4 separate regions of the Homo sapiens genome follow, and regions 1, 2 and 4 are each linked to region 3. A link is a contact called in ENCODE Hi-C or POLR2A ChIA-PET data. All regions are on one chromosome and are shown on one strand. The core of a region is the stretch at or near the end of the contact, and the rest is flanking DNA. Distances in the headings are between cores, read along the strand shown.

Region 1 (5,862 bases), core at 1,968-4,467, 1.5 Mb before region 3:
TTGGAGTTTTTCTGTCTCAATAGTAGGATATCAAATAAAACATATTCATGTCTGTGCATGAACTCTAAACTAAACTCAAATAGACTTGAAAATTTGAGAAACTTTTTTATTAGTATAAATATGTTTGGTCCATTATTAATTTTGTCGTAGCCTCTTGTAATTAGCTAAGTTTCATATATATAGTCTTGAAAATGTAGACGGCATTTATCTTTATGCTTAAATGTCTAAATATGATTAGAACAAAAAATTACTTTTACCATTACCTTTTGTTTATGTTTCAATAATTCTTAACATGAAATTGCCATGTATAATTTATTACATTGTATTGTGACTGTAATCACCTAACAGGCATGAAAAAATATAATACAAGTCAAGTTCTATGTTTGTGCTTACCCTTTATAATAATTGGTTCCCAATTTTAAAGATCTCATCTGGTTTTTTGGTAAATGTCAAATCTCCATTTCTCTTTTTGTTTTGATATGGGGATTCCCAATCTTTTGACGACAGCTACCGCTATTATTATTTTGTTTTGTGACACCACCCAGGTGATATTTTTAAATAATGTGGTTAAAATTAATTTTAATTTGAGAATTGGGTGGTTCTTCAGAAAACAACTAGTGACAACTTAGAATTTTTCCAAACTTCCTTGGATGTTTGCCAAAAATACAAAATGTTCTCAGTTTATAGATGAGTTTTATTCGAAAAAGGAAAAAGCAGCTGAGGAAGGGAATTAAGCCAACATTTTTAGAGTGTTTGCTAGGTTCCAGGCATTCACCTACATCAACTTATTTCATCTCAGCCACCCACAATAATGCATACAACGGTCCTATTTTCAGATGAGGAAAGGAAAACTCAGAGGTTTTAAGTCACTTGCCCAAGTTTTCACTGCTGGTAAACATCAGGGCTGAGATTGGAATCTGGGCTAATCTGGTTCTAAAGCATAGATGCTTTCCATGCACCTTGCTATCTTTTGAAACTGGTCCCACAATAACAGTACATTGTTGCCATGGTACAGTGTGGCCTTAAATGGATTTGGAAGAACTCAGAGCTGAGATTGGAATCTGGGCTAACCTGGTCCTGAAGCATAGATGCTTTCCAGGCACCTTGCTATCTCTTGAAATTGGTCCTACAGCGACACTGCAATACATTGCTGCCATGGCACAGCATGGCCTTTAATAAATTTGGAAGAATTTCTGCTACAATAATGTAGTAGAATGATTGTAGGATATGGCAGGGCTGTAACACATGTCTTAGTCCTATCCCTCAGTCTCTTCTTTATCTCTTCTTTAAAGTCTACAATAACATGTTTGGTACATGAAGTAAACCTATTGTTCTAAAGAGTGTGAATCAACTTTAACTTCTGCCTTTGTATTTATTGTTATTCCCATTTTATTTACATGAATTGCTATTTCAGAAATTATACCAGAGGAAACTTTAAAACATAAAAAGGCTGAAAAGAAAACATCCCCCTAAATATACAGGCTCATCTTAGTCATGTGTCTTCAGCAAGGATATCAAACAGCCTGTCTAAGTATAACAAAGTAAAATAAAATTTACAGCTTGAGAGAGAAACTGAAAGAAAGGGAAAATGAGAGGTAAGATCAAATGACAGCAGGAACAAAGTATTTCAAATGAATATTGTACATTTACAGGAAGCAGTACAAGCATTTGGTAATGAAGCTTCTCGATGTTTTTTTCCCCTTATTTGGGCCTGTATGCTTAGTTAGATTTACAGGATGTTAGAATTGAAAGGGAGCTCAGGGACTATTGCATTTTTCCTTTATAAATGAAGAAACTGAGGCCTGGTTAGAAATGGGGAAGCAAAAACTCACATCTCCTTTCTCAAGCTGCCTCCTAAAGAATCAATTTCTTCAAACTTTGATTTATACATGTCAACTCTTGCCCACAATACAGCACAGTATTTCACATGCCCTAGAAGTTTCCATGGTGACTAGATTGAGGCTGAGAATAATTATGGTATAATGAGTAAACACACAAATTCTAAGTTTCAACTCCAGCCTCTGCCATTTGCCGGCTCTGTGTGTCTCCTCAGGTAAGTTAAATAATCTCTCTGAGCTTCAGTTTCATCATCTTATGAAACTGATTAGATGGTAGTAGCTCATACTTTAATGACTTATTGTGAAGATTGAATGAAATTAGGCACATAGGACATTTGGAATGATTCTTAGCATAGTATAAGTATTCAATAATTATTATTCATATTTAATAAAATGCTTTTATGGTTATTAATTCCATCAGATTCTATGCAAAAGCTGTACGTTCTTTGATAAATAATAAAGAATTAGTTTAGGGACAATTGAATTTGCATTTATCAAATGTTTGTGATGTCCTCTTCAAACTTTAATCTAGTTCCATAGTGGACTCATATAAGTGGTAGAATCAAGTGAGCACTCCAAAAATAGTGACTTGACTTGGATATTTGAACAGAATTTTCTCCTACACTGACTAACTGGTATGTCTCTCCTAGTTCAGTGCACTTCACCCTATGAGACTGGAAATTAAATATTAAAACCCCTTCACATGTAAATGAACAAGGCTTAAAGTCCATTTGCAGAGCAGGTGGCAAAGAAGGAAGGAAAAAGATCTTGAATAACCCTATTCTCTCCCACCAACCCCAAGAAATCTACTTCTCATTGGAAGGAGGGGAGAGAGGAACTCATTATGCCAGTTGCAGAGCTTATTTTCTGAACCTGAGGGCAGTAATGAAACACGGATGGACATGATCTGATTTTAATTTAATTCAACAAAATGTTTTGAGTGAAATGGCCCTGTGAGCCACTGATAACATAGAAAGATAAATCAGATATTATTCTTGCCTTCAAACACCTTACAGGCTAGCTGGGGTACCTGATGAATAAGCACTGACCTCACTGCATAAAATAAATACTCTAAACAAAAGTTTTTCTTTAGGAGTTTTGTGTACCCTGTGCTACACTCTATTTCAGATACCAAACCAATGCCTAAGAATTGAGACTGTTCTTACTCTCTTTCTGAGTTCCTGCTGGAATACAAGATAAAGGGTCCTTCAATGCAATTTCATATTATTGCATACAGTTATATATGTAACTCTTACACATAACTGTAAGTTACCATTCAGTCAAAGTAAATGGAAATGCCTGCCTTGGTCCAGCTCTGATCATCTCAAAAACATACCTCCGCTAAGCATGGCTGAAACCAGGTTTCATGTCAAAGGCAGGAAACAATAGTCACCTTTACGTAGTTCAGAAACTGAAGTGAAACTTATAGCCAAGTTTCCAAGGCCTGTGGTTACTGGTCTTCCTCATTCTTCTTGCTCTGCTACCCCTGCCTCCTGTTGCCTTTTTCTAAATCTCCCAGCTGAGTCCTGGAGTTCATTTGGTCTGAATCTCAGTAACCCAGGGTCCCTTTCTTCCCGAGCTGAGGCACTAACTTGGACCTTGGAGGCAAAGTATTAAGAGTCTGTGGTAGCGACAGTAGATAAGTTTGTTTGTTTGTTTGTTTGTTTGTTTGTTTTGAGACAGAGTCTCACTCTGTTGCCAGGCTGGAGTACAGTGGCGCCATCTCGGCTCACTGCAACCTCTGACTCCCTGGTTCAAGCGATTCTCCTGTCTCAGCCTCCCGAGTAGCTGGGATTACAGGCATGCGCCACCATGCCCGGCTAATTTTTGTATTTGTAGTAGAGACGGGGTTTCATCATGTTGGCCAGGATGGTCTTGATCTCCTGACCTCATGATCCGCCCCCTCGGCCTCCAAAAGTGCTGGGATTACAGGCATGAGCCACCGCGCCCGGCTGATAAGTTTCTTTTGATTGGAAATGACAGAAACCAGCTCTGGCTAGCTGGGTTTTTTTGGTCTTGTTTTTGATTTTGTTTTTAAGTGAGTAGGGTACAAGAACAGGGAACAGGAGCAGAATTTTTTTTTTTTTTTGTGATGGGGTCTCACTCTGTTGCCCAGGCTGGAGTGCAGTGGCACGATCTCGGCTCACTGCAACCTCCGCCTCCCGGGTTAAAGGGATTCTCCTGCTTCAGCCTCCCAAGTAGCTGGGACTACAGACGCATGCCACCACGCCTGGCTAATTTTTGTATTTTTTTTAGTAAAGACGGGGTTTCACCGTGTTAGCCAGGATGGTCTCCATCTCCTGACCTTGTGATCCGTATGCCTCGGCCTCCCAAAGTGCTGGGATTACAGGCATGGGCCACCGCGCCCTGCCCAGGAGCAGAATTTTTTAAAAGGATATTAACAATATACCCTCCCAGAATTTAAGGGCAAGTTGAACAACCAAGAGACAACAAGGAATCTGCTTAGTAATCATGGCAAGTCTGAGGCTTTCAGTCAATTGATGTGTCTGTCTTGATTCATCTCTGATCGTCTCAGAAGTGTACCTCCGCTCAGCCTTTCTGAAACCAGGTTTCATGTCAAAGGCAGGAAACAATAGTCTACTTCATGTAGTTCAGAAATTGAGTTGGTGGACCTTCTCTCTAGAGAAGCAATTAAGTGGATCCCCAAGAAGTGAATCCAATTAGTGTGACCAGGTCAGGTATTCGAGGGCCGGGCCAGGTCTGGAGGTATAACATGGTTATAGGGAACCTATCTCTGTATACTGGGAGGTACAATCTCTGCAGAAGGGGAAATCATTAAGCCTCACAGCCATGCCAAGAAGTCTGTATATTGGCTCTTCCTTGGGCAAGAATAGTCATCTAAGGAGAACTGTCTTTTAGGACACCAGATTTTTATCAGTATAAGTTGCCGTTTTATAAGTACTTTGTCATCTTCATCTCACAATTTAGTTTAGCCTCATTTGTGGGGTTACTAGTTAAAATCAATCTACAGTCAGTTTTACTCTCTTGGTTGACTCAATGCCATTTTCCTTTGTTTTACTTTTGTTGAATTAAACTTTAGAGGAGGTTTTCAAAATAGAATTTGGGTTCCTCCAACAGAGATTTGAAAAGTTATGCCTGCGGTTATTGTCCTTTCTTGCCTCAGGCCTGGAGAATTGTGGACCTGGGAGGCTGGTTCATCCCAGGTTCTTTCTTGGTTCAAGCCTGCATTACTGTAGCATTCATTCATTAATTCATTCACTCATCTGCCTTCATTATGTCAGAAACTCTATCAAGTGGTAGGGATACAAAGATAAATTTGACTGATAGGTGCGCTGAAGAGGCTCACAGAGGTTGGAAATGCACACGTTGGAAAGGCAGTGGCTGTCTAATACCAAGAGGTGACAGCACTGCAGGCTCAGGCAGCAGCCCAGCCCAGAGATCCTTACCCTGCAGCGCAACTGGCCCCGGTGGCTATTTCTCCTCCAGGGACTGATACTGTGGTAGGAGGATAATGCCCCCACAGGACGTCCACATGTCTCCCTGGACCTGTGAATATATTGTTACATGGCAAGAGGGAATTAAGTTTGCAGATGGAATTAAGGCAGCTGATCAAATAACTTTGGGGTGGGGAGATTATCCTAGATGGTCTAAGTAAGACCACTGTAATTGACAGGGTCCTCATAAGTAGTAGGGAGCCAGAAGGGAGAGAACCAGAAAGATGGCAGCAGGAGAAGGATCTGACTGGCTGTTACTGGCTTTGAAGACAGAGGAAAATGGCCACAAGTCAAGACATGAGGGCACCTCTGAAAGCTGGAAAATGCAAAGGAATGAATCCTCCCTAGAGCCTCCACTAGGAAAGCAGCCTTGCCAGTTTTAGACTAGTGAGACCCATTTCGAACTTCTGACTTCCAGAATTGTAAGATGATAAATCTGAGTTGTTTTAAGCTGTTATGTTTGTGGCAATTTGCTACAATAGCAATAAAAAATTAGGCCAGGCACAGTGGCTCACGCCTGTAATCCCAACACTTTGGGAGGCCGAGGC
Region 2 (6,191 bases), core at 409-2,908, 1.2 Mb after region 3:
GAAATCACAATAGAATAGTTGAAATGCTCTTTATCTTATGTACTTTCCTTCTGAAGAAAGGGACAGTTAATTGGCTTTGTTCCCAACATGGTCCAAATTTTTATACAGGGCAGCTGTATTTACTGTAGTACAAAGGAGATTCTACACCGAATGATGTCTCTAAGTATTTTCAATAATTAAGAACCTAATTGCTTCTCTAGCCAGTGGGTTTCAGTGAAAGTGATAAAATAGATTTTCTAAGCAAGAAAAATACATAATGAGGGTGGTTGTATACCTTTAAGAAAAAAGAAATCAGTGATATTCAATCCCAAGTAAATTTGGATATCACAGAGTCAGAGATATTCTTAATTATTTTAAATTAAATTTGAGTCAAAAACAATGTGTTTAAAGACTTTAAAATCATTTTAAAAGAATGTTAGAAATTTACATTAATAATTTCTATTTTCAATGAATAAATGAGAAACCTAGAATTTTTGTTTTGGACACACTTTGATCATATCTAATGTGTTCTACTTCCTCTAATTATTTTTATGTTATTAGGATTTTTAAAAAATCTCTTAGATTAAAATTTCTCAGTGTATCTTTGTTTGCGTGTCTTTTTTTCTCTCTCCACTTATGTAATTGAAGCATTTCTGACATATCCTCAGAACACACAGATTCTTATCAGGACTTAACTACCCAGGGCAGGGCCCTCCTTGGATTTACTGAAAATAAACACTTTGGGTACTCAGTCTCAGTTTTAATGACAAAAGTTGAAATCTTTGCCTAACATGAAGGTTTTTCTTTGTCTCTAAATTTTGATTTTCCATGCTATCAGAGGTCCCATTGCAACAGGTAATTTGAGTGTTGATTGTATGTTTTCTCAGTTTGTAATTGTGGTGAAATGTATTTAAAATGTTCACAATTTTAAAGTTAAGTTTACCTATAAGGTTCTTTCCAACTCAGAAATTCTGTGATGGTAAACTTTTTTTTTGTAGTTTGAAAATGTGATCTTTGGATGTTGTCTTCTGTGTCCTATGCATATGACTAGGAATCATAGAATTTTAGAGCTGGAAAATGAGTGAGACATTATCTAGTGATTCTGCAAATGAAGAATTAAAAGGCCCAAAGAGGTTAGGTGACTCACGCAGTATCATAGCAGTACCTGGTGACTAGAACTCTGGCCACCTACTGCAGCACTAAAAATTAACCCAAATGTTTTTATCTGAAAATTTGCAGACTTCAGGCTAGGCCTGTAAATAAATAAATAAGAAGTTAAAACATATTTGAGAAAGGTAAGCTTAATATGCCACATTTGGGAAAAGATGTGCCTGACACAAATGTATTTGGTGTAATAGAGAACATTCTTCCATTATACCGAAATGAAAATTTTGAACATTCTCAAAATTCTTGAATTTTGAGACATTTATGTTAAGCACAGTTTATTCAGACTCTCTATAAACTGTGCTGTCATCCCTGTTGTTTTCTCCAAGCGGAATCATACTTAAATTACAACTTTAGGGAGTTTAATGTTTCCTATTTTTGCACTCCTGGGATATTTTTCAGTGACTCAGAAGCATAAACTGACACTGTGAAGTTAAGGCTGTGTTCCAGTGGGAATGACAGCATGTCTCTAGGACGCTGATGGAGAAAGCCCTCCTCATGCAGCTGTCTTGCGGAGTCTCCCTGCTGGTGGTGAATGTGAGATCACACAGGGCCAGCAGCCAGGGCAGTACATCTCTGAGTCTCGCTTCTGGTTTTACCTAGAGCCAACCCTTGGTGATTGTTTGCCTCCTTGGCCAAGCCCCCACACAATAGGAAAACTGTGTCTCAAGGTCGAATTCTATTAATACCTGAGAGGTGAATTTATAAACATTTAAGATGTTTTAGCATCTCTGCAGCCAGTGTCTCTGTAAATGAAAATTGCTTCTCGAAGTAGAAAAGCATAAGGGAGTACAAGGGCTTCAAAAAATAATCCTTTTAGGAATAAGAATATTGCCAGGGTTAGGTGTTCCTAACTGGTTTCAAGCAGAGGAGTTAGTAAAATTCCAAAAGTTAATCAGCTTCATGTACTCAACTTTTGCTAGGACTTTGCAGAAACTCCTCAGGGATCCCTCAGAGTTAGATTAGGGAGATGAACCCTGCCAAAGGACAGTAACCATTCAACAGCTGGATAGCCTGTTGGGCCCCACTGTCCTCAGCCTTTCCTAATGTTGCCTGGGAACACCACTTTTCTGCTCCCTCCTTTTTCAGTGTAGCCTGGAGACAATTATTTATTTATTCACTAGCTCTTTTAACAAATATTGATTAAGTAGGTACTGGTTCTGTTCTAGGGGTTGGAAAAACAGAGAAAATTAAATAGTGCCTTTGTCCTCAGGAAACAATCCATTTAATAGAGAGACGAAGATATGCCCTTAAATACCTGAATCACCAGCATAACCAGCACCTGCGGCTGCCATGTGGGAATTGTTGAACAAGATAATTTTTGAATGAAAGAGTAAATGACCTAATTGCTCTAATGTAAAGATAAATTTCTAAGAGTCGGCTAGTTGGGATGATTATAGAAGGATTCAAGGGAGAGATGTATGAAAGCATAGATCTAACGAGAGAAAACAGCACAGCAGAAAAAGCAGCAAAGGCTCAAAAGTAGAAATCTCTGAGATCGAATGGAGAATAGTAAATAATTTGCTGGAATGAAGAGCACGTGGAAGGCAAGGGTGGTAAGAAGGCTGGAGATAGTAGATAAGGCCAAATCATGCAAGGATTTAAACTGTATGTTTTTAGAAAATGGGTAAGCTATAGAAATTTTATATAGGAATGAGAAATTATCAGCAGCATTGTGCTTTAGGACTACAAATCTGGTAGCAATCTGCTAACTGATATTGGAAGGGAAAGGCCCAGAGACACTAGTTGGAAGAATTGCAGTGATTCTTCATGAGCTAAACTAAGAGTTCAAGCTAAGATAGATAAACTAAGGAATGAGAATGGAAGAAAGGGACAAACTGAGATTTTTGGGGTGGTACTCAGCTGAAGTTTGGCAACTGGTTAAACATAAAAGACAAGAGACAGAGAGGAATCCAAGATGAAAAGACGATTTTGCTGCACTTTTTTAGAAGGCAGCATTTGTATTTCCATTTCCAGGAGGTGGAGTAGCTTTGAGAAGAAAGGTGATTAGTTCAGTTTTGGGCACATTGAGCTGTAACGGTATTATGGACAGGAAGATACCCTACAAACAGCTGGAAATTTTGCACATGCTTAAAAAGAAGATGAGAACATGAGATTTCAATTTAGCCATCATCTGCATGGAGTAGACAATTCAATCCAGGAGACTTGATAAGAATGTCAAGGGAGTGATCACGATAAAGGTGAGAAATGGACTGAGCATCGATCTCTGCTGAAACATCTCTTTGAGCAGGAAGAAGAGTGCCTTAGCAAAAGCAGCCAGTGAAATGGGGAGTTGGGGGAGACTTTCAAGGAGGGAATGGTAACATATCCCATTCCCAAAGAGGTCAAGTAGGGTTGAGGAATAATAAATGGCTAGTGGGTTTGGAAACATGGAATCTGTCATGACCTTTACACACTTTTTCATTTGATGGATCGGGGGATTACTTACATTTGCAAAGGGCCTCAGATTAAGTGGTAATGGTTCAGCATTAGTAATTAGAGATTTTCTTATGTACTTTGTAGGGAGAAATAGAATGGCATTCAAACAGGTTTAAGTTCCTCTTAAGAACCTTTCTCATTGGATTGTAGAGAAGAGCAAATGAAAGAATCGTTCAGTATTTCTTGGTATCATGCCCAGCCCATAGGTTTCAATTAATGTTAACCTTTACAGTTGTCATCATCATTATCCAGAAGGGGCTTTTTTTTAGAATAAGGAAGAAAAGCAGTGCTCATCTGTAGACAAGGGAAAAAATCCTTTGGAAGAGAGAAAGAGAAGGGTAATTCAAGAAGATCAGGAATAAACATTAAGGGTAAAAACAGAATGGTTAGCCCTGGAAAAGGGAACAAACATGTTTCTCTGAATTAGGAGAGGATATGTGAAGTAACAGGGATGTTTTGAGCCTCAGTGACAGTAAGGAGAAGAGAGAGTGAAGGAACTTGCACGCAGTGACTTCTACCTTCTCATTAAAGTCAAGAGAGAATCTCAACTGCAGATATCTGCTTAAGGTAGGAAGAGAGAAATAAGAATTGCTGTCATTTATTTTGTGGTTTTGATATAGCAAAAACTGTACTAGACACTTTACCTCCTTTAATCCTCAGAAAACTTAGAGATTATATATTTGTATTCACATTCTACAAATGAGAAAGCAAGTAAAAAAGTTAAGTAACTCTCCCAGAGTCCCCCAGATGGTCATGGGAGCCCAGATTCAGAGCCAGCTATGTCTTACTCCAAAGCCTGTGCTCTTTATTGAAACATACTCCACTAGTTTGAGATCTTGGAGGTGTACCCCTGCACTACTATCAGGACTACCCCTGATAAAGTCCTGTGGGGTAGTTGTTCCTATCCATCACCACAGTGAATATCAAAGAAGGGCCCTCTCATTTGAGGAATAACAGACAGTGAAATTGAGATGGACCAGAAATGCAAATCCTGGATCCCTGAGGGAAACAACAAAATGAAGCATAGAGGAAATATCTGAGTCTGGTGCCAAGACTCATCAGTACAAGAGAGAATGCCTAATGGGCAATAGCAGTTAGGGTGGGAAAAGAGAAGTACAAGGGGGTGTCTTGGAATTTGAGGGAAGAACTGCTGCCTTAGTTTTCGAAGGATGATTATTCGAGAGTTGCCCTCCCTTCACTTTCTCACAGCTGGCAGAATTCCTACCTCTTAGTGGTTAGATTCCTTTTTACCAGATACTGTAGGGCCAGTGCAGCAACCAGAGCCCCCAGCCAGAAACCCTGCCTCCAATTTAGACCAGTGTTCTGCTCTGGTGTGTAATAATCATATTCTAATTTAAATAGCCTATTGAGATGCTACATTGATATCTAGCCTTTTTTTTTTTTTTTTTTACTTTTAAGTTTTATGTGCAGGATGTGCAGGTTTGTTACATAGGTAGACGTGTCATGGGGGTTTGTTGTACTAATTATTTCATCACTCAGGTATTAAGCCTAATATCTGTTAGTTCTTTTTCCTGGTCCTGTCTGTCCTCCCACCCTCCACCCTTTGATAGGCCCCAGTGTGTGTTGTTTCCCTCTATGTGGCAATGTGTTCTCATCATTTAGCTCCCACTTATAAGTGAGAATATGCAGTATCTGTAATAATGGGTTTTCTGTTCTCGTGTTAGTTTGCTAAGGATAATGACCTCCAGCTCCATCCATGTCCCTGCAAAGGACATGATCTTGTTCTTTTTCATTTCTGCATAGTATTCAATTGGCCATTTTTTAAAAGACAAAATAACAAAAAAAAGAGTACAGTTATCTCCACTCCTCACCCACTACCTGCCACCTAACCCAACCCTTTATATTTTAGTAATTGCCTTCCATAAATAACATTTTATCCTGTCTTAATTATGCATTCATTAGTGTATTAATTATTGAATGCCCACAATATGACAAGCATTATTTCAAGCACTGAGGATACAGCAGAGAATAAATCAATATCCTCACTGTTTTTATTCCATTTTTTTAAGAGACAGGGTCTCACCCTGTTGCCCAGGCTGGAGTGCAGTGGTGCGATCATAGCCCAATGCCACCTTGAACTTCTGGGCTCAAAGGACACTCCTACCTCAGTCTCCCAAGTAGCCGGAACTACAGGTGCACACTACCACACCCAGCTTCCCCACTCTGAGCCTCCATCCTAATGGAGAAGAGAGGCAGTAATCAAAATACATGAAATGTGTAGTTATTAGATGGTTATTAATGTATAGAGAAAAATTAAGCAGAGAAAGGAGCAAGGGATTAGGGGGTCAAAGTTTTGGTAGGGGTAGAGTGGTCAGTGAAGGCCACCTTGAGAGATGGCAATTATGTAAAGCCTGAAAGCAGGTAAGAAATATACAGGTATACAGATGTCCCTGGAAAGAGTGTTCTAGGCAGAAGAAATAGAAAGTGCCAAAGCTAAGATTGCTCACCTGGCAAGTTCAAGAACAGTGAGAAACTGATGTGGCTGCATAGGAGTAAGAAGAAAAAGGACGGAGAGGACATGAGATGGTCAGATAGCCTAGGGCCTTGTAAGCCATTATAACGATTTTGTCTTTTAATATAGAGAAATA
Region 3 (5,805 bases), core at 2,630-5,129:
TAACTGAAGTAACTTTCTCTCCTGGGATAATCTAAACAAATACTTTTCATCTCCACTGCCATCATTCTCTTTCATTTTTAAGGTTTAGAAAACCGATCAGGGTCTCTGAATACATGCTAGCAGATTCTATAAACCTCAAAAATAACATAGTTGAGACAGACTCAACCTACGTCTCTAAAGCTGCATTCTAAAAGTACAATTAAGAAAACAGTCACATCATATTACTACAAACCACAAGCACATCTTTATTTGTAAATAGCAATTTCTTATACAACAAAAGCCAGATGACACTAATAAATATAACTGTAAGCAAATGCCATGGCATGCCATGGTAATAACAATCTGAATATTTATTTTTGTATGTATATATAGTAAATAATACTACACATACTTCGTAAAAAAGAGAAAACTTATGGAGCACAAATACTTCCTCAAAGATAATTTCTTTTCTGTATTAAAGAATGAGTTAAATAGCCATTGAGATGAAGTTCTAACAAAATTTCAAGTAAATAATGGTTTCTAAACTCCATATTATCTAATTTTTGCAAATTAAATCACTTGTTAATATGTTTCACATCCAGCATACGCGTACTTTCCATTCATTCAGTACGTGTATACATACTCAAGGGGAAATATTATTTCACAGAAAGCTAATAATCAAAATAGATTATCTCAAATAACTAATAATAAAAATCTTATGTATGACAAAAGGTTGAATCCAACCTTGTATAATGCCTTTCATGCCAATAATATTCTACAAGAAAACAGGATAAACAATAACAGTGTATCCACCTTAAAATCAGGATTCATCAACAAAACTTCTATAAACAAAATTTCACATTTCACATCTCACATCAGGATCTCTATCAAAACAAATGCAAAATTAACTTTTCCTATTTTGAGTCTACTATCCACATAGTATGTGAATAAAATTTTTTAAATTATGGGTGAGTGTGTGTACCTAAAATGAAAAGTCATTTATAATGGTACAGTATTGAAAAAAAGCAAGGCAAAGTAGCCTTGGAATGGTTGAGTGGGCTCTTCCATTTTAAGCAGTAGAGAAACTAAGCCAGAAAGTATAAACATTTATTTTTACATGTTCACCTGATGACTTTACACCTACATTAAGAATCCACATCCTATGATTTAAAACAGGGAATGTGACCTTATGTGTGCACAAGTGTTTTTTTAATTGCCAACACGTTCACTAGTATCATTTGAATTATAAGCTTTACATTGTTTTGATCTTAACCTAGATTGGAGCTACATCTAAACTTCACACATTAAGGAGATAATTGTCATTCTCTGATATTTCTGCAAAGGGTCTCAATTTTTGAAAATGTCAACAGAAGCCTTTCATGCAAAACACAGCTCTCTCAAATAAATGTGAATGGACTGTTTCCATGAAAATCCATGCCTGCAGGAAAAATAAAATAGCTGTGCATCTCTCTGCAGCCCTATTTCGAATCATTTTTGCAGAGCTATTTCCTCATTATTTTCATGGGTATATGAATCCTGCACCGAAGCTGAAGCAGGAATGATTCCAGTAAAACCAAAACAAAAGAAGATATTTTGTTCTTTCTGAAAAAAGGGAACGTAATTTCCCCCATCACCACCACCACTCACACAGAAAAATTACTTTAAAAACTGAGTAAACCTCTAAGGAGAAAGAATCATTTCTGAAACCCCAGAGGGACTTGTGTATCATGGTCTTTGGGCTGCTGGGTTACTTCACTTTTAAGTGCTCATGGTGCAAACGACTTGATTGCCTTGCACTCTAGTTGCATGCTCTGGCCACATTAGATACCATCTCTGTTCTACACACAACACACACACATTACACCAGCCAGTGCTGTTTCCAATTTCAGAGGCCCGCTCCCCGCACAGCTCATGCCCATCTCTGCTTTGCTTGGTGTCCTGACCCCCAGGAATGTGAGATACTACTTAATCCAAGTGGTTCTGCTCTGTTGCCTCAGCCTTCCAGGATTCATAGGATGGTTCCTCCCCCACTACACCTAGGAATACAAGGAGGCCGATAGATTCCCGTGCGACAGAGTGATCAACCACAGCCTGTCCCCTTCCTCACTCCGCACATCCCAGTTTCTCTTTGCCAGCAACCTCAGTGCATCCTTGCCAGGAGTTTATCATCCCGTAGGCGGCGAAGAGGAGGCAATAATAGGAATCCAACAGCCCGTTACAAAAAGGATGCCAGGGCACGGAGGAAGCAGGCGGAATGAGGTTATCACTTGGGAGGTGTGCACGAGTGGAGAACCCTTTAAGAGCAATGACAGGTCGGCGGGGGACAGCCGGGGATGGCAAGAGAGGCTGGAGAAGTGGTTTTCGTGTCTCTCCCCGGGGCGTGCGGGGGAAATCCCGGGGCGGCAACGGCTGGTGCTCTCAGGTCGTTCCCCGCCTCCCGCGCCCCCCGCGGCCACCCTCCAGCCAGCGACCGCCCCCGCCCCCGCCCCGCGCGGAAGGAAGCGCCGGGCTCCCCCCACGCTCTCCCGCTCTCTCGCGAGTCCTGTGCAGGCCCTTCCAGGGGGAGGGGGAGGGGGAGGGGGGCGCGGAGGGAATTGCTGCAATGGAGCTCCAAGACAACCCTGCCCAAGTGAGGCAGTCGGTGGAAAGCCACGGCCACATAAAAATGCCGTATTAATTTTTAAAAAGCCATCAATCACCCCTCCCTCTGCAGAAGAAAACCATAAACCCGATCCCATGCAAGCCTGTGAGCAGAGCCACCCACTTCCTATTTCTGTCACAGCAGCTACACCCTACCAGCAACCACCCCCCGGGCGCCCCCTCCCACCACCGCCACCCCCGCCGCCACCTCCCCGCGGCTCAGCCATTTGCCAACTGACGCCCCCGTCAATAAAAATGCCCCAAGTGAGGCTGGGTGGGACGCGTGGGGGAAGGGCGCCGCGGGGGCGGGGGGTTCGCGGGGTTCGCGGGTTGCACAATATCCTAGAAGGTCCGCGGCTGGAGCGGACAGAGGAGAACCTGGGGCGGGGGAGGGGAGGAAAGGCGAGGCGAGGCAAGCTGCCCTGGCGCCTGCGGCACACGGTGCACCCAGGCCACCGCGGCGCTCCGCTTACCTTTCACCACCCTGTCGGTCGTCGACAACTTGGGATCAATTGCCTTGGGCTCGGACATCTCCAGCTGCCGGAGGACAGCGACGCGCTGCTCGTCCGTCCGACTGCACACCCCGACCGGACCGGCGGGCCAGACACTCAACGCCGCCGCCGCCGCCGCCGCCGCCGCGCTGCAAACCGCTCGGCTGGAGGTCTAGGCTCTGAGCTGGCTTTAAAGTTGCTGCCTTTTCCGCGCGTCCCTCCTCCGCCGCCGCCGCCTTCACTCCTCCTCCGCCGCTGCCGCCAGCCCCGCCGACTCGCTCCGGGCTGCGCGTGTGTGGTGGTTATTTATTTATTTTCTGAGCACGCCTCCCGGTTCTTCTTTTATTCTTGGGGGAAGGGGGATGGGGAGGAGAAGCGCACACACGAGCACCCACCCCGGCACGGAGACCCAGCACCGCGGAATGGAGCCCCACGCGCGCACACACGGCCAGGATTAAGACCGATCACATGGGGAAGGCCGGGGGCGAGGGAGGAGAGGCAGGGCCGCCGATGTCAGTGCCACCAGCCGCACCTTGGCGTCCCCGGCGGCGGAGAGGCGGCCGCCGCTGCTGCCGCTGCTGCTGCCGCTGCCGCTGTTGCTGCTGCCGCTGCCCCTGCTTCTCCACACAGAGCGCCGCCGCTGGTGCCGCGGCCGCCGGAGACGTCCCGCCGCCGCGATCGCCCGCGCTCGCCTCTGCCTCCCCGCGCCGCTCCTCCACTCACCAAGGCACAGCCGCCGAGCTCGGCAGACACAGTCCCGGGCACAACCTACCCCCCTCCGCCGCCGCCGCCGCCGCCAACACCGCGCCCGCCTCCGCCTCCTCCCCTTCCTCCTCCCGGCCCCCGCCTCTTGCGCGCCTGCAGCCTCCTCCTCCCCACTGAGCCCGCCCCCGACCTCCCGCCCCGACGCCGGAGTTCCTCGCGTTCATTGGCTAGAGGGCGCATCACTCAGTGCCAGGTGGCGGCCTCCCCGCTTGTCCCGCCTCCCGCTCCTCCTCATTGTCCCCGCCCCTTGCTCTGTTTTCTTCCAGCTGCCGGACCAGCGGGCCTGCCGCCTCTACGGACCAGTCCCTGCTCAGGTGTCACTTTTGCTGGCAGGCCGAGATTAGGGCAGGAGAGTGGGCAAGGCGTCGCGGCCAGGAGGAGAAGGGCTCTACCACGCCACCCTCCTTTGGCCTCCGAACGCGGACCCCGCACACACACACCCGCGCCTCTTTGGCAAGCGTGCCTTGTCGGCTGGGTTAAGCCGCAGTGTGAGTAGCCAAGTGCAGAGGGTGTCTCCGGGTGTGTGCGTGGCCCACAAGAGGGCAAGAAGAGAGAAGGCGGGGATAGGAGGGAAGAGGGTGGGGGTGAGAGGCAGCCCTGAGAGGGCGGAGGAAGGAAGAGGCTGGGAGCTCGGCGCCCGCGGCGCAGCTGCCGTCGCTGCCGCAGCTGTCCAGGGAGGATCGCCAAAACGGCGACGAATAAACAACTTACCTTGCGGAGAAGAGCTACGACTGCGATGCGGTGTACGGTTGTTTTTGCTTTTGCGTTGGCGGCTTAGGGGCTGTTACTGTGTCCCACCCAGGCGTGCACACCGAGCGGCGGGGCGCTGTGGAACGCGGGAGCGGACTAGCGGAGGAGGATGCGGACCAAGCCCCAGCGACCCAGGGCAACTCGGAGCTACCTCGGGCAGCCCTGCGGGTCTCCGAGGAGAACCGAGGAGACGGGAGAAACATGGGAGAGGGTGGCCTTTTCCCTGTTCACACACACATGCACGCAGCCACTGGCCGGGACAGTTGACACCCATCTTCCTTCCCTGCTCCTTCCAGTCATTCTACACCCGCTTGGTGCTGCCAGTGCGGGCAGGGCCTTGGAGCCCAAAGCGGATCCCCACACTTGTCCCTACGGTCGGAAGGAAAGTAGAGGAGAGAAAGTCAGGCGCGGCAGGGCTAAGAGCAATAGTGGCCCAAATGTTCCTGGCCCGCCTGCTGCGCCACAGAGTCTGAAAAGCGGGTCTCCGTCTACCAGAAGGTGACCTCCACACAGCCCCTCTCCCCGACCAACTGCAGCACCCAAGGACTGGCAACGTGGTTGGAGCTTTTGGGGGGAATTATGAAGAAATCTGAATAAATTTCTCACCCTTCATGTTTCCTGTTTTATTTCCAAAGTCCTTCAGTATCAGGTTTTTCCTATTTCCTCAATTGGACCACGGGTCCAATAAAAGGTTTAAAATACACACACACACACACACACACACACACACACACAAAGAAAACAAAAACAAAAAAAAAAGTTTAGGGAGCTGGGAGATGAAGCCAAAAGAAATGTTTTGGAGACAAGGATTAGATTAAAGCTCAAACTTGAAAATCAATTTTGAGTAAGAGACTGATTGTGCTGCAGCGTGACTTTGATGTGGACTGCACGGAATAGAAACACACACTAGATACCTCTGTGGAGGCCTAGCAAAAGGAGCAGACGCAGGGTGTGTCCCACCAAGATAGGGAGGCTGCCACTGGCACTGAGATTCTGCTGCCCAATTTCCAACCCCAGGATACTGGGTGGCAATTAGACAATTCATTCAATAAAGATATTTTCTGTACTCCTTTTATTTATATGCCAGACTTTGTGGTGGGTAATTAGGTGGGGAGGGAGTGTATTTGAAAATTGTCCTTGCCCTCAATAAAGCCTAAAATTTTCAGAGAACATAAAATTA
Region 4 (5,717 bases), core at 2,218-4,717, 1.3 Mb after region 3:
GGGCTGCATTCAAAATCTGTAACTTCCCCAGGACCTTTTGTCTGAGTCAGATATGCTGCTGTCTCCTGATATACTCAGTTAAAAAAAAAAAAAATCCTAAACACGTTTCTAAGCTCAGTGGAAGAGGAGAGGCATGAAACAAAGATATAAAACTGAAGCAAGATGGATTTCAATGAGGTATATTTAAAACAGAATTATTTTTGCATAAAGCAAGCCCAGGGTAACAATAAACAAGAGCAATAGAGGTGAAATAAGGAGGGGCTGGTGATGAGAAAACAGTGTTCAATGTCCTGTCTGACACAGTACCAAGTGCTGGCGAGCATGAGGAGCCTAGGCAAGTCTCATATAACCACTTTGGATGGCAGTTTAGCATAATCTACAAAGCTGAACTCATGCATCCTCCATAATCATGCCATTCCACTCCCAGCAGACATGCCGTTGGGGGCATATGTGCTCCGAGTGTTATATCAGTAATGTTCACAGCAGCATTACTTGGAATAGCCAAAACTGGCAACTACTCAAATTGCAACAGCAAAATGTGTAGTATAATAAAATTTTATACAACTTAAATAGACAAACTTACAGTTACACAGAACAATAAACAGCAGTCCCCCCTTATCTGCAGGGGATACGCTCCAAGACCCCCAGTAGGTGCCTGAAACTGCAGATAGTACCGAACCCCATATATACTATGACTTTTTCTGTCTGATAAAGGAGAAGGCTGCTGAGTGACTAACAGGTGGATAATGTATACAGCAAGGATATGCTCAACAAAGCGATGATTCATGTCCTGGACAAGACAGGGCAGGACAGCACGAGATGCCATCATGCTACACAGAACAGTGAGCAATTTAAAACTCATGAATTGCTTATTTCTGGAGTTTTCCATTTACTATTTTCAGACCACAGTTGACCATGGGTAACTGAAACCACAGATAAGGAGGCACTACTGTACCTAAATGTCAAAAACATAATGCTGAGCCAAATTAGCCACACACTAAAAAATACATGCTATATGGTTCCATGTACATAAAATTCAAAAAGAGACAAAAGTAACCTAGTGATGGATGTCAGGATAGTGGATCTTCGGGAAGGAAACAGGGGTCATTACTGGGGAGGCTCGCAGAAGGGAGGGGAGAGTTTGAGGTGTGAAGTGCTAGTAATTAATGTTCTGTTTCTTGAACATGTTGACAGTTACCTGAGTGTTCATTTTCTCATAATTCATTAAGCTTTTCACTTATGGCTTGTGTATTTTTCTGTATGTGTCATATTTCACAATAAATAAAAAATAAAATGTTGTTTGACCAAAACTCCCTAGCTTTCTTTCTCAGGCTTACTTTTTCACCCTAAAACTCCACTGACAAAAGTGTTTGCCAGTCTTATAGAAAGAAAATATACTTTAAATGGTCCTAGAGACCTTCAAAATTACCTCCATCCTCAAGCTGCATCCTTTCCTCCCATGTGTTATCTTTCACCACTATTACAACGAAAACAGAGCCCCCCATCCCAAAGTGAATCCATCCTCTTCTTATCTCCTACCTCCCAGAGACCTTGCCCTCTCAACTACCTCCCTGCTTTCTAACTCTTTTTAGTCTTTCCCTCGCTACTGGCCCCTTTCCATCAGGATTTTGCTGTTGCTTTCCATTCTCTTAATGGTATCCTTTTCTATGTTGAAATCATTGCAAACTTGTAATAAAGTTCCAACAATAATACAAAGAACTCCTATATATAATACAAAGAATCCAGAGACCCCCCCATTCAAGTTTTCATCAGTTGCCCCAATAACATTATGACAAAAAAGATCACTGCACTGCACCCAGTTCGTACATAGTCTCTTCCACTGTAGGACAGTTCCTCAATCTTTCCTTGACATTTTTGAAGATTATAGTAGATTGAAGACTGAAGACTGAAGACTGAAGGCCCTTGTGTCCTTTCAATGTGTCACATTATTATTGAGTACCTCCTTACTTCCTGGAACAGCAAGATATTTCAGGCTCCAGCTCGAGAATCAGTCATTTCTCCAAAGAGCCCTGATTGCTTTCAGCACAGAGTGGTATTCCAAATCAACATATGGGTCCTAAATCTACTCACTGCTACTAGAGAGCCACTCTTCCCAGGCGCTCTGAGAAAGGATTAGGAAATGTGTGAAAAGAACTAGGAAATGTGTGTGTGTGTGTGTGTGTCTACCCACACATACACATGCATTTACAAAGACATTTATTTCTCTGTCTACACATACTGAAAATCATAACTTCATACTATTAGCTCCAATTTGAATCCACTGTAGCTTTCCCCCCTTCTATGTTGATACCACCTTTCTCCATTCATGAAAAGGCTGGCTTCCACCACTTCAATATATTTACTTATTTGTTCAGTTGCCTATGTGAAGCCAATCTGATCCCAACTGGCCACCATTACCACCTGGTCTAAGCATAGTTTCCAATCAGACGCTTTCAGAAGAGTTGCCTATATTCACCGTCTTTACTTCCATACCTTGAGTCATTCCTCAACCCACTACAATTTGATTTCCATGCTGATCAAGGTGACCAGTAATCTCCTTGCCACCAAATCTAAAGAATCTTTCTCAATTCTTTTCTAACTTGAACTCCCTTGCAGCATTCAACACTCTGAACATTCTTTGCTTCTTAAAACACTCTTTCCCTCTGGTTTCTGTGACTCCCCACTCAAATTGGTTTTCCCTCCACCTCGTCAACCATTCCTTCTTAGATTCTTCTACTGGCTTCTCCCCAAACCCCAACCTTACTAATTATGACTGCCTGGGGTTCTGTCCTAGCTCTTTTCTCTGTGCCATCCCTGAGGTATTTCATCCGCTACCATGGCTACAATTATCTACATTCTGCTAACTTACACATCTATATCCTTAACCCACATGCAATCCCTAAGCTTAAGATCTATCTAATGAAACACCTATCAAATATTATTCCTTGGGTGTCTCTCAATCACCCCACACAAAACACATCTAACACTGAAATAATTTCCACCCAACCCCTTCCCCCAAACCTTCTCTTCTTTCTGAGTAATGTAACTCAATGAACAGAGTTGCCCTGCCTGTTCAGAGGCTGCCTGTTCAGCAGCCCAAACCAGCAGCTGAGGAACCATTCCTAACTCCTTCTTTTTTCCCACCCCCACATCATCAAGCCTGCTGAGGTTATATCCTAAATCTCTTTCAGATTTATTTCCTCAGCAGTTCTGTAGACCAACCAATCCTCATTTTTTGTCTGAATCACCACCACAGTCTTCTAACTGGTCCCCTACTCTTGCCATCCTTCCAATCTGATCTACACAATCTTTGTAAAATATGCATATAATCCTTACCCCCTCCTTAAAATCCTTCCAAGAATCCTGGCAGCACTCAGGACAGTGCTTCTTCCTTCACGTGGCTCACTAGGCCCTGCAGGACTTTGTCCTAGCTACTTTTACAACACCATCTCTTGTTCTTCAACTTCAAACTCAACCACAACTGCATTGAAATTTCTTTCACTTCTGCAAACACACAACATCCTTTCTAGTCCTTGGGCCTTCACGTTCTTTTCCCTCCGCCTCTTTGCTACATTACTTGGCCAAATTCTACTTATCCCTCAGGACACAGGCTCTGGGAATCTTCCCAGAATGCCCCTGCTCTGCACTTCCATGGCACTCTCTACATCTCTAGAGTGCTAATATATTCCAATGGCTCATTTAATGATTGAACTTCCCAATCAGATCATTAGTTCTACTAAGGTCTCAGAGAGAAACAGAAACAGTGTCTTAGTCACAGCTCTATCACCAGCACCTAGCAAAATAGCCAAAACACAGTAGGTGTGCCCTAAGTATTTACTGAATGAATCAGCCTCAAAAAATAGCAACTCTACGGCAGCCACAGCCAAAGAGCACATTTCACACACATGCATTAACTCAAGGTGTGGGGCAGTTAAACATCCTCCTTAAAGCAAACTCCTGTTGCTGCTCGATTCAAAGGCTGGCATCTTTATGTGTAATGAACAATAATACAGTCATATTAGCCTGAATGTAAAAGAATTATTTCCCTTAGAAAAAGACAGAAGTTCCTCTTCTTTCTCTGTAGTAAGTTGGAATGACTCATTATTTTTTACATTTTCATGAAAACAACACACAACAAACTCACTGTGTGAGACAGCACACATCCTCTCAGCCAAGAGGGGTACGACAAGAGTGAATGCTTTGGCCCTTAAGACGGGTCCAGGATGTTCTCCCTGTACATAACTCTGTGCATGTGTGCGTGCGCGCGCACACACACACACACACACACAAACACACATACACTCTCTTCCCCTCTCACACACACATACACACTCTTTCTCTCTCTCCCCTCCCCCCTTACACACACACACACACACACACACACACACATTCACAGTGTCTCAGAAAATACACAGCATGATTGAACAAAAGAAAAACAGAAAATGCACTCCTGAAGGACATATCTCCATCCTTAGCATGTTGTCTGGCCCACAGGAGAGGAAATACCAAATGTAAGAGGTGACACCAGCCAACTGTAAACACCGAAGCTGGTGTCTGGGAGAGGAGGAGATCTTTGAAGAGGGTTAATACCATTTCTACTAACTATATGCCATGACTCTTATAAGCCAGATCCAAGCCATCTCGTTCTTATTGTCCCTATTTTACATATTTTGAGATTAAGTAAGTAGCCTATAGCTAATAAATAACAAAGTGCAGTTCTTTCCAATTCCTAGTGCTATATCCTAAAATGGGTAAAACTGAAAAATCAGAAAACACCAGTAGAAGCACCTTATTCAGAAAAATGAAGAAGAATGTCAGAGGAAATAAATAAAAGTTAAAAATGGTTGGTTCTGGGGAGTAGGAAGTAAGAATAGGAAGTGATGGGCAAGAGGTCTTATTTTTCATATAAACTTACTAGTAATATTTGAGTTTTAAAATTACACATGTATTATTTTGATATAAGGTACAATTTTAAATCATAGCAGGAGACTACTTATTGACAAAATAATATCTAAAGTATGATCCATTTAAAAATATAAGGCCGGGCGCAGTGGCTCACGCCCGTAATCCCAGCACTCTGGGAGGCCAAGGCAGTAGATCACTTGATATCAGGAATTCAAGACCTGCCTGGTCAACATGGTGAAACCCCATCTCTACTAAAAATACAAAAGTTAGCTGGGCGTGGTGGCGGGTGCCTGTAATCCCATCTACTTGGGAGGCTGAGGCAGGAGAATTGCTTGAACCCAGGAGGTGGAGGTTGCAGTGAGCCAAGATTGCACCATTGCACTCCAGCCTGAGTGACAGAGCAAGACTCTGTCTCAAAAAAAAAAAATATATATATATATATATATGTGTGTGTGTATATATATGTATGTATATATACACACACAGAGAGAGAAGCTTTTGAATGCTGTTACTAAAGATGATCTCTGATGGGTGGGGACACAAGAGTTTTGACGGTTTCTTCTTTTCCCATGAAGATCTGTATTACTATTTTTAAAAGAAATAAAATTATTTCACAAAATATTTTAAATTACTTACTTACCTTAGCTGATTTTTCAATATTTAAGCCTCCATCCAGTTCAAAAAGAACAGTCATGTTGTACCCAGTCTGGTTTCCATGTCCATGAGGCCACCAAGTTTCTACAGTAATATTCTTTTAAGAAAATTTAAAAGTCACTCTAATATGTCATATTTTCAGCAAAAAAGGCTCAAAG

What was found. A loop is a pair of places that touch in the nucleus more often than their neighbours do. ChIA-PET counts read pairs that join two places held with the same protein, here RNA polymerase II (POLR2A). Pooled maps may share reads with other maps.
Region 1: a pooled map shows a loop between it and region 3 (9-fold over the local background). The contact joins the enhancer-like site here to the promoter of PPP3CA in region 3. A Hi-C loop is called at or near these places in 5 of 37 single-sample maps with no recorded cell type and 9 of 50 pooled maps. POLR2A ChIA-PET finds 5 or more read pairs at or near these places in 2 of 52 experiments (B cell and activated CD4-positive, alpha-beta T cell).
Region 2: a loop to region 3 is called in a map of psoas muscle, with 4 times the contacts of the local background. The contact joins the enhancer-like site here to the promoter of PPP3CA in region 3. A Hi-C loop is called at or near these places in 1 of 168 maps with a recorded cell type or tissue (psoas muscle), 2 of 37 single-sample maps with no recorded cell type and 2 of 50 pooled maps.
Region 4: a loop to region 3 is called in a map with no recorded cell type, with 6 times the contacts of the local background. The contact joins the enhancer-like site here to the promoter of PPP3CA in region 3. A Hi-C loop is called at or near these places in 3 of 37 single-sample maps with no recorded cell type and 4 of 50 pooled maps.

The regions. Positions count from the first base shown.
Region 1 is chr4:99,844,319-99,850,180 of GRCh38, forward strand. The region is part of intron 3 of DAPP1 (dual adaptor of phosphotyrosine and 3-phosphoinositides 1); the gene reads left to right. Among named protein-coding and RNA genes, the nearest start is that of DAPP1, 30 kb to the left of the region's middle. Within about 2 kb of position 3,218, at least 6 of the 41 ENCODE cell types and tissues checked have a DNase peak (open chromatin) inside an H3K27ac peak, as active enhancers do; they include B cell, where a contact is called at or near this core.
Region 2 is chr4:102,553,058-102,559,248 of GRCh38, forward strand. The region is part of intron 5 of NFKB1 (nuclear factor kappa B subunit 1); the gene reads left to right. Among named protein-coding and RNA genes, the nearest start is that of NFKB1-AS1, 54 kb to the left of the region's middle. Within about 2 kb of position 1,659, at least 5 of the 41 ENCODE cell types and tissues checked have a DNase peak (open chromatin) inside an H3K27ac peak, as active enhancers do; they include psoas muscle, where a contact is called at or near this core.
Region 3 is chr4:101,343,647-101,349,451 of GRCh38, forward strand. It overlaps PPP3CA (protein phosphatase 3 catalytic subunit alpha), which reads right to left and starts at 3,880. Exons shown (of 14, transcript NM_000944.5): 1 at 3,093-3,880. The coding sequence starts at 3,150. PPP3CA-DT (PPP3CA divergent transcript) reads left to right here and starts at 4,131. Exons shown (of 2, transcript NR_033874.1): 1 at 4,131-4,363; 2 at 4,678-5,237. RefSeq lists silencers at 2,266-2,655, 2,676-3,035, 3,506-4,115.
Region 4 is chr4:102,684,029-102,689,745 of GRCh38, forward strand. MANBA (mannosidase beta) reads right to left here. Exons shown (of 17, transcript NM_005908.4): 7 at 5,546-5,656. Among named protein-coding and RNA genes, the nearest start is that of MANBA, 74 kb to the right of the region's middle. RefSeq lists an enhancer at 3,682-3,731. Within about 2 kb of position 3,468, at least 6 of the 41 ENCODE cell types and tissues checked have a DNase peak (open chromatin) inside an H3K27ac peak, as active enhancers do.